Linked DNA regions of Homo sapiens: region 1 is linked to region 2. The links are chromatin loops, found by intact Hi-C in ENCODE. Cell type or tissue: PC-9. All regions are shown on one strand. Each heading gives the region's core, and the rest is flanking DNA. Links, peaks and the distances in the headings are about the cores only.

What was found. A loop is a pair of places that touch in the nucleus more often than their neighbours do. Peaks named below come from ENCODE experiments on the same cell type or tissue, not always from the same donor. Only the 100,000 strongest peaks of a DNase experiment are listed, where the experiment ranks them.
Region 1: it touches region 2 in a loop (12-fold over the local background); 3 of 110 quality-filtered maps call a loop at or near these places.

What each region holds. Positions count from the first base shown.
Region 1 is chr13:44,106,111-44,111,488 of GRCh38, reverse strand. LINC00390 (long intergenic non-protein coding RNA 390) reads left to right here. Exons shown (of 4, transcript NR_132368.1): 3 at 4,272-4,397; 4 at 5,032-5,378. SMIM2-AS1 (SMIM2 antisense RNA 1) reads right to left here and starts at 940. Exons shown (of 5, transcript NR_104065.1): 1 at 877-940. In PC-9, for the core only: no CTCF peak of the experiment used is centred there; DNase peaks (open chromatin) are centred at 2,928 and 3,488; H3K4me3 peaks cover 264 bases; H3K27ac peaks cover 3,735 bases.
Region 2 is chr13:44,229,886-44,235,263 of GRCh38, reverse strand. No RefSeq gene overlaps it. Among named protein-coding and RNA genes, the nearest start is that of MIR8079, 36 kb to the right of the region's middle. RefSeq lists an enhancer at 2,478-3,677. In PC-9, for the core only: no CTCF peak of the experiment used is centred there; DNase peaks (open chromatin) are centred at 3,063 and 4,333; H3K27ac peaks cover 2,723 bases.

The sequences.
Region 1 (5,378 bases), core at 295-5,294, 120 kb after region 2:
TTTATATGTTTGCATTCAACTGTATGTTGTGCACAGTTGTGTGTGTGTTGGGGTTGGAAGAGTAAGTGTCATGGAAACTGAACGATGCTGGGAAATACATCCTAATTACTCAGGACCATATGTTTTTTATAAACAAGCAAACAAGAGTCATGGATTCAACTATAATGGATAAAAATCTCTCAAGTTAAAAACAATACAAGGAAGTAAAGTAGAATAGCACAGTACAGTAGTTAAGCATGAAGTAGTTAAGCTTGAAGCCAGTTGCCTGAGTTTATAACCCAGTCTGCTAATTACTAGTTGTGTGACATTTGATAGGTCAGTCACTTAAAAACAAAATAAAACAAAACAAACAAATCCTCTGTTCAATATTCCCCTCTATAAAGTGGACACAATAATAATAAGTATGCATAAGGATGTTGCGAAGGTTAGATGAGAAAGTGCAAATGAAATGTCTGATACTTCATAGAAGTGTGTTATAAAAGAGAAAAATATATATACGATTTTTGAACTCCTTGTAATAGAATAATATATTTCTCAGGTTCAAGAAGTTGGGAAAGAGTTAATCACAACAGAATTGTCACCATGCTAAGAGAGAGAGCAAGTGATTTTACTACTAGAAGCCAGTATGAACCCAATAACACAGTATGGGGAAGAGAACATCTAACCAATGCATAATAATTAGGATATTGTTGAGAACCGAGCCCTCCGAGCTTCTACATGCCTTTAACAATTAGTAGGTCAATGACCTTGCTCAGTGGATCTCCACTCATATGGGAGGCACCAGCAAAATGAAGAAAAACCCGCAGACGCTCTTGTAGGAAATGCAATTAAAGTGGAAAGGCCTAAAATAACATTTCCATTGTGCCCCTCACTTACATTGGAGAGTCAGGGCCAGACTGGGAGGCTGGCAGGGAAACAGCTTGGCACTGCAGGCCACCTGGGGTCCATTTGCCAACAGGACTTGTGGCTAACATCCTTTGATAACAAATTTCCCAGAGTCACAGGGCTCTTTTAGATCACCATGATTCCGGGTCACAAGACGGATGGGAAGCCACAGAGCCCCGGGTCCTTTCCGTGAAGTTAAATATTACACCATCCATAATGAAACATCTTTGTATCTCCTCGTGGCCACAATTACTTAGTCACTGATTATACAATAAACTCTTCAGAAATAATTCACAAAGATGAGAAATCAAACCCCACCCTTTTATGTTCTGAGGCATGAACCAGCTCCACCTCTTGAGAGAGGGAGGTAAAGCCTGTTGCACATCTTCAGCCCATGGTATTTTCCGGCAAATGTGGAAGACCCTCAATATTGGAAGGTGATCTGCAGTTCCACAGGGAGACAGTACAATGGGTGCCTGCCTGGGAATGGCAGTGCCTGGCTTCAGATACGATTTCAACCGATCAGCTGTATAGCACTGGGCAAATTACTTAATTTCCTAGGCATCTCAGTTTCCTTATTCACCAAATGGCAGTAATAATTGCACCTACTTCATAAGGTTGTTGGACCTGGCACACTGTAGTTGCTAAATAACCGTCAACTATAATGCCCATTCTCCTGAGTCGTTCACCTTTTCGATAGCCTAGCAAAAAGTTCTTTGAAAAAATGACAACTACCAAACAAAAGGCATATTTCATATAGACAAAATAACTCACATTGTCTCTTACACATGATAGGGACCTTGCCCATGATTGTGGCCCTTACATAATCTGGATAACCATTTGGGTTTTTATTGCTATGTGGTGCTTCTTCTGCAAATGGTATTGTCCTTTGTGAAACCCACTGCTTTTACCTTATCATTGGCAAATACTTTTGGGGTTTACTCGAAATGTATTCACTGGCATGGGGAGTATGGATGAGGTCCCTCCTTCATGGAACTTAGATTCTGGTTAGGTAAGGGGTAACAATAAAGCTTAAGAAGTTTTAGGATCCCAAACTCAGAGTTCAAGGGGCTCATGTGTGAGGAACTCTAGGGGGAGGAAGAAAAGAAGTAAAGTTTAAGCTCAAAATTGAAGGCGGCTGAGAGTTTTGCTTGAGAAAGTGCCCCAGGTGGGTGGAAGAATGTGGTTCCAATACCTAAAAGGAAAAGAAGCTTGGAGTTGAGAGGAGCCGAGGCCTTCCACCCACCTGCAGCAATGTCAGGCGGTAAGAGGATGATGGTCAGGCTGACCTAGGCTTGGAGACCACATCAAAGGGTCAGGCTTGATCCCAAAAGTATCAAGGAATCACGGAAGGGTTTCACACTGGGAGTGAAATGGTCTGACCTGAGGTGAGGCTGGATCATCTTGGCTGCTCTGTGAGGCAGGAGAGAATGTGGGGATCCTGGTGGGAGGCTGTGGCTGTCAAGTCGGCACAAGTGCACCATCTTTTAATGATTCTGGCCCAGACTTGGGTGGTTTGGAGGTAAAGAGGTAGATAGATTTGAGAAACATTTAAACATTTGGCTTAAAACTAAAGCTAGCCCTCCCTGCCCCACAAATCAGGATAAGTAGCAACATTAACCTATAGTCGGCCCTTCTGCTACCAACACCCAGGACGTTTTTAGTTTGGAAAAAGAAGGGACCTGGTATCTAAAGTGCAGCTTGGGGGTTTTCTACTGAGGTCAATGACCTGCACTGCTCTGCCTGACCCATTGCCACCTCAGACACTGAAGCCTGCTCAGCCTCCTCTCACCCTAATTACACTTATCATGCAAAGCCCTAATACAGCCAGGAAGGGCTCAACACCAGTCCCTCTAGCCAAACAATCAGCAAACTAAGATAACTTTAAAGAGTGTCAAGCCCAACTTTATGACTCCTTCATAGGCACCAAGGGCATTGTCTCAGCAGCCTCAGCCACCAGACAGGATGGCCCAGGGCTGCTTGTTCCTTGACCTGCTAGGACCAACTGTGACTCATCTATTTACTGCAGAGCAAAGGTAACTTGGGTTGCACAAGTTGACAGCTGTCTCCCAGGTGACAATCAGTACTGGAAATAAAGGCACTGGGCTTTAACTGGAAAAGTTTCTACTGGCATAGACCCAGGCTGGATGAGGCAGGGACGTGAGAGATGGCATGCACGTATTTTAAAGAACTGGGGTCCTCACAGCTGACTGGCTATTTCAAGTCACTCTTGTTATTATCTCACTGAGCAGCTTGGAGCCTAGTGATGTCACTTATATGTGCTCTGTTATTTACAGTTTGGATATTTTAGGCCCACAACCGTACTTCCTTTCTTGGCAGAAGGAAGATTAGGAGCAGCAATAATATTATAGTAATATTGGTATCATTTATTAATGGGATAGTCTATTCTGAAAGCAGTATGTCACTCAGGTTATACACATTGTCTGTAACCCAGGGTTCACAACCTAGGGTTCGCTTAGGAATCTCCCAGGAATCTTCAAAATACTGGTGCCTGGGTCTACTCTCCAAAGACTGATTGGGTAGGACCAGGGCATTGGCATGTTAAGGCTCGCCAGGGAATTCTAATGTGTACTTAAGGTCGAGAAACAGCTTTCATCATCACAACAACCTGCAAGGTAGGGATTTTTAGCTTCATTGGATAGATAAAGAAAATAGGGCCCAGGGACAACAGACAACTTGTGCAAGTACAAGATCAGGGACTTCAACCTTGGATCTGTCTGGCCACCAATCCCTGCTGCCAATTTGCTTCACGTGTGTTTCATGAATCCGTAGGTAAAGAGTAAACAGACAGAGCACACAGATGAGGAAAAGGGAGCCCAGGGCAGCAGCACCCCACAGGAGCTTCGTGCACAGGAGGCTCCACCACCACCCTGAGCCTGCTGTGCAGCATGGGGGTCACCTGCAGGTGAGGGTTCCAAAAGGAGAGTAGCCCAAGTTAGCAAATAATGGGTCTTCATGGTTGCAGCACCACCTGGCTTCTGTCCAATCCTCAGAAGCTGGCGCAGAGGAGAGATATTTGGTGGAAAGTTGAACGGGTCATGGCCCGGCTAGGGCAGTAGCCCCATGCACACTCAGTTACCTACAGTATCTGCAGAGAGATGAACTTCCTTCCCTAGTGTCTGCCTTCTCATCCTGCACTGTGTCAGCTCAGGGCTTGCACCAGGTTCTCTGGGCTGCCTCTAAATCGTACTTGAAGATGTTGGGGTTAACTCAAGAAAGTCGTGTTGATTGATATATACTGTCGAATGGGAAGGAAGCATCCTCTGATTCTTGTTTCCCCAACCTAGAGCACCTTTAGCCATAACTGCCGAAGTAAATATAATCAGGTGGGATTCTGAAACTGCATCTTCCTTCTCCTCTGCTAGGAACCCACCAGGGCAGAGCCTCAGCTCTCAGCCTCCCGGAATGAACCATGAACCCAAAGCAAAGAGCAGAACTCCTTTGACACCTCCAGCTTCACAGACAAAGATGAATCTCCTAAGGCATTTCTGGTATCGTTGCTACCAATGACTGAAAGAGCATCAAAGTCTGAGGGGTGGCAGAGGAGAGGGGAAGTTTCTGTAGTCAGGTAGGAGGTGTCTGGCCCTCTCTGTACTCCAGATCTAAACCCTACTCTAATACTCCCCACAAAGGCTTGGATTGGCCACTTTTGTTCATTTATTCACTCAACATTTATGAAGTTTATAGCACTAGGGATTCTTAGCAGAGTAAAACCGAATGCTGACCTTAAGTAGCTCACAGTTTAGCAGGAGAGAAGTCACCTAAAGGGCAAGTGTGATGTCAGAGGAAAGCACGGGTGTGGTGGGAACACAGGAGGTAGGAGGGTGGGTGTCCTAGAGGGGCAATTCCTGACTTGGGACTTATGAATGCCTAGCAGGAGTCGGCCAAGGGGAGAGTGGGGGAAACAGTTTTCTAAGTGGAGGGGGCACCTTCAGCAAAAGAGCAAAGATTCTGTTCTTTGCCTCAATAAAGGGTGCTCCTTGTTGAAAGGTCACCTTGGCTTAGCTCCAGAAACTCTTCCTTCTCTGGACTTCAGGGACTTGGACTTCTTTCTCTGCATTCAGGCCAAAGGGCTGAGTCTAAGTGAGACTAAATTCCTAACTCAGACTTTTTTTTCTTCAACAGAAACATGCAGTTCTGAAGTCTGGCCAGCCACACCAAAGAGCTTTTCGCAAGAAGGCACAGGCCAGGTAGAGGCAGCTGTGCAGTGGGAGGACTGTGATGTTTTGGACTAGAAAATAAGACGCAAATGAGGCCAAAAAAACACAGGCACTGCATAAAGGTGTCTTCTCCCCACTTTATAAGCCTTATGTGTGATAATATTCAATGCCACAGCAAGGCAAGCAAATAGGTCCTTGGAGGGAGGGATAGCTGGATTTTAATCCTGGCTCTACACTAAGGTCTTGGACTACTTACTGCAGGTCTCTGAGCTTCATAGTTTTATGTATAAAATAGGATGAAGACCATCCCCA
Region 2 (5,378 bases), core at 304-5,303:
CCACCACCTCATGTCAAGTCAGTTACAGCACAACTGAATATGCTGCCCCCTTCTTAATGTTGCTGTGCTCTGGTCTGGGGTGTGATCCCAAACATCATGATCCCAGCAGTAGCTGGTTTACAAACCAACTCTGAGGATGCCACATCCATAGAAAACCTGTCGTTTTCTTCTGGTTTCCACTTCAAAGTGTGAACTGAATCTGGGCCACCATGTGCTCCCTAAACTTAGCATTTAAGTAGCTCTGATGAGCAGAATGTTAATGTGTTAAAATGAGATTATGTTCGTTCCCTTACAAATTTAGGATAAAGATGCTAGGCTGGCCCTTTGAAGGTAAATTAACTCCTCAGAAGCACCTGCTTGTGTGGCATTAAGTAATCAAACAACAAAACTACACTTGGATGGGTTTAAAGTGGGACTGAAAAAGTAGACAAAAAGTAGATGACTTTTGCATCATCAGGGAATTGATTTTTTGCTTTGTTTGTAACTCTCCACTTGAAAGTTGTCTTTTTCCTGCCAAATTCAGGGTGATTCATAAAACCATCTTCTCTTAATGTGAAGAGAAATTGCTGGAGGTTGTTTTGAAGGGCATCTTTGGGAACCACCTTAACAAGTAGCTGAATAAGGAAGAGGAGGATGATGATCGCTGACATAAAAAATGCTTACTATATAGGTGGCAGGCATTGTGCTAACTGGATTAAATATTATTTTTTAACAACCCTATGAGACTATTCTCATTGTACTGAGAGAAAACGGATTTGGGGCCAGCAATGGTGAGAGAAAATGGTGATGATTCTTAAACTCTGAACTTCAAGCATTAAGAATTGGCTGCAATAGAAAACTGGTCCTAGATGGTCCCAAGTGGCCCATCATGAGCCAGATACTAGTGGGGGATATAGGGAGGACCAGAGGCCACAGAGAACCACGTGATGAATGTAGAAGAAAGAGGGTTTTAAAAGGGCCAGGGCAGAGGTGTTCCTGTAGGATTAGGCACACATAGACCAAGCTCTCCTGAGATCCCTCACTGAGAAGGAATTGGAAAGAACACCAGAATCATGTACTCCCTAGTTCGATGTGGATATTAATTGTAACTGATTATGTGTATACATTTATGCTGAAGTTAACTGTGAGTAAATTGGTTGTATGTCATTCCTTGGTGTGTATTTTGCCTTTCCTATTCTTTTTTGTTCCATTATAAACTCGGGTTGCTAGAACCTCATACGATCCTGTGAGAGGTGGGAGTTAGCTGGTCACTCAGTCTTCTCCTCTTTCCTGGGAGGTGGTGGTTTAATCATATCCATTTGTAAAAGGGGAAATGGTGGCTCAGAGGTCCTCAGTAATTTCTACAGCTAGATAATTCATGGGTGCAGAGTTCAGATCTGGGGTTCAGACCCCTACAGTGTGTGTGGCAGGGAGTCTAGGCAAACAGCAACTCTCACCCGCAAGCACCCAACAAGGTTTGTCCTTGTTTTCAGTGGGCCTCCTACTTCCCTGAAAGGTCTAATCTCAGCAACACAGTCTCATTTAGCTTATTGTTTTGGCTATTTATGTGCAATAACTGTGAAAAGCAAGAAGATGGGTTGCAATTTCCTTACCTACTTGTTATGTTCAAATCAGCTCTTTGAAAGCAGAGTCAAGATACAATAATAGTAATAATAACAATAATCATTTATAGTTAAAGCATGGAATCGAATGGTGCTTCCATAGCATCCATGTGTGTCAGGTGCTCTTTTAAGCAAGTTACATTCATTCAGTTTGTCCCACATCTTCATAAAACAAGGGGTGAATTGTATGAGGAAAAGGATGCTAGAATTTCAATTTTGTCTTGCTCCATTCCATCTCTGAACTTCTCAAAATGAATTTTAGCAAGGCCTGACCTATATAGAAATCTGTTTCTTATACATGGCTCCAAAAATGGTCCTACTCTGAAGTCTGCATTTTTGGCAATGGGAGGTGCCAGACAAGAAGTGAGGGTCTGAGGCCCACCCTGGACTCCTCCAGGCCTAGTCATCCTGGTGTGTTTCTCAGAATCTATGGTTCCTTCTCTCCTCCCTCCTCTTTTGCTTTCTTCCTGCCACAAAATCTCTTTTTTTCATCGTGAAGAGCCACATGCCAATTACTTTATACAGCAACACCCCATCCTCCTCTAGCTCTCCAGGGTCCAGGCTCTTGGGGCCCTCATACATGTTCCCACACCCTGGAAGGGTAGAGACCCCTCCGCCTCCTGGTGCCAGCAGAAGGGTGGGAGACCTACGTGCAGTCAAGTGGAGAATTTGTCTCCCAGGGCCCAAAGAGACATTCAACACCAAGCTCTGTGCGGCAATTCCCCTCATAAATCTCAGCTCTAACTACAAATTATTTACACTATCCAGTTTCACTTCCTTCTTCTCTCCCATCGGATTCAAAGGATTTTAGACTTCAGAAAAACATTGAGTCTGAATTAAACATCGGCATGAACTTGATCAACTTTAAGTCTCTCATTTCACATCAGAAGCCAGGAGTTGGGAGTGGCGGGGGCAGGGATCAGAAGATATCTACAGACAAAAAGACATTTATAAAGCAATATAGTATTAAAGATGGAAAAGCCCACATGAAAAACGCAGAGGCCAGCCCACCTCCCTGTGACACTATTGCCCTTAATCATGGTACTGGGATGGTATATCTCCAGAAGTTTGAAACAGGAAACAAATAATATTTCAAAGTTTCCAGCAAGAAAGTAATGACAGCTTTGGAGAGCAGCTGCAGCCACTTTCTTCCATTAAGCCTTTGTCCCTCCCCTTGGCCTTGGCAGTGGGTCTAGGGCGCCATGCGATCCCTACAGCTTTCATTACACCCAGTTCAAGAACCTGCTTGCAAGCGTCTCCTTGCCCAGCACACAAACAAACTTTAAATGATAAAGGAAAACACTGGCAGCATGTTCCTGTGTTCTGAGGCAGGCCTGGGGCGGGGCTTTCCCAGAGTTTGTTGTGAGAGACAACCTGCTCTCCCACCAGGTGGAGAGGAGCCTGGACCAAGGTTGAAAAGCCATGAGTCAGGCCTAGAGAATTTCAGTTGCAACACCCTCTTGTAAGAGGCTGTTTAGTCATAGCTGTTGCTTTCAATGAAAAGGTCACCCACTCCATAGTGAATGGTTATTTGCTGGCTGCTTCTCACACTGTTGCAATTGTGATCCTTTTGCATCTTTGATTGTCTTTCATCGGAAAACTATGACATGCTTCATTTTGTTTCCCAGGGTGGTAGCCACAGTCGGCGGTCAGTTGGCGAGCTGGCTACATTCGATGGTATGCAAACAACTCGGTGGCAGCTTAAAGGGTGGGGTAGGCAGTGTGGCCCTCAATGTGCAGTTCGAGTTTCCCAAGTTGAAGGCTCACAGAGTGATTGGAAACCAGGAGAAAAATTACTGTGGTCTGAGCAGGGAAGGAAGAAAGGTCCTGGACACTCGGCTTCTAGAGAGATCCACGTGCGCCATGCCGCAACTGCATTCAGTGTCTTCCAGCTTCCAACTTGTTGTCAGCCTTCAGAGTGACTGACCCGGGGAGATCAGCTGGGAGCCCCCTTACGACCTGTCAGCATGCGCCCCGAGAAGACACCTTGGTCAAGCGTCTCTCAGCCTGGTCACACTTGCTGGCTTTTTTCATTATGGTCATGGCTAAGAGGGAAGAGGAGAGTTGCCAAATTTGACCTATACTTCGACATTATAATTTAGCCCATTCATTTTCCTCTTGAGGATAAATGTTAAAAGTCCAATTTATGGGAGGCCAAGGCGAGCGGTTCATGAGATCCAGAGATCGAGACCATCCTGGCTAACACAGTGAAACCCAGTCTCTACTAAAAATATAAAAAATTAGCCGGGCGTGGTGGTGGGCGCCTGTAGTTCCAGCTACTTGGGAGGCTGAGGCAGGAGAATGGCATGAACCAGGGAGGCAGAGCTTGCAGTGAGCCAAGATCTTGTCACGGCACTCCAGCCTGGGCTGCAGAGCGAGACTCTGTCTCAAACAAACAAACAAACAAAAAGTCCAATTTGTTGGAGAATTTTTTAGGAGGGATGAAGGGAATGGGGGATTGGAAGATAGGAAGTCAAATGCGCTCTAATCTTTTCTTGCTTTTTTCTATGCTTTTTCTATGTGGGACTTGTTGAATGTTTATTGCAAGCTCTTTAATGACCAGAAGCACATCATTTGTATCTATATTCAGGAGCCAGCCCGGTCTCCTGGGGCATGCGGCTGATCAACTGTGGGGACCTCGCTTAAGAAAAGTAAATATTTATTCAGAATAAGGAAAGAAACCAAAATAAATTACAGATTTTAAAATGCTGACAAATACCACAAACATCACAAAAATCTGGAAACATAGCATACTGTTTTTATTAACTTCCTGACATACCTCTGTATGACATGCTTCCATTGTTCTCTTCACACCGTTTTGGCTACACACTCTTTAATGGCCTCTTCATAGGACGACAATTTTAAAGAAGAAATGATAGAAAGATAATGCAGTCTTCTCTGATCAGCCCGTCTAACATGGCTGATCCAAAGAAATTCTTTTACATTTTAAATTCAATACATAAACATGTGACTGACATAAGGCCAATCTGCTATCGCTAGTGCCACTATATTTTTGTGCCCTGAAGAGACAGAGAGAATTATCCTTTTGAATACATGTTCCTGAAAATTCAAATCTCTGCTTGTAATTTTGATGACTGGAGAAATTCCCACAGACCAGTACCTGCCTCCAAAATCTTGAACCTTGATCCTCCATTTCCCACATATTTTCAGGGCCAGATTCTGCACAGCAACACATTTATATCATGATATGACTTCTGTCCATGTGCCTCCAAATCGTGATGCTGGTTAAGTTGACACGAGTTATAGGAGTATTTTTAGAAGCAATTCCTACACCACCATGTTAGCAATAACTTAACTATATACAGAGGTGACTGTGAACCGTGTAAACACTGTTTATCCTCTAAGCCCAAACTAAACATATCTCCATCTCAACTTGGCCTCAGCAGAATTCCAAAAATGCTGTAGTGGCGACTCCAAAGCAACCCTACGCAAGGGACTTGCCAGTGTGTGGAGAGGACGTCACAGTGGAAGAGATAGCCTTAGCTGATTACAGTTAAAATATTTCAGCCTTAGCTGATTACAGTTAAAATATTACGAACTTTTGCAAAGTTCATAAAACTCATGTGACCATGGGCTCTGGAGCTTAGACTTCATTAACTTCAAGGTGAATTTTCCTCTGCTTGTATCCATTTGCAAACCTAGTTTGGCTCTCAATCAATAATTGTTAATTGAAGGAATGGAGAAATTAATCTGTAAAAGACAATGCAGATGGATGGATGGACACATCAAAGGCAAGGCTGCTGCCGGCCATGCGTG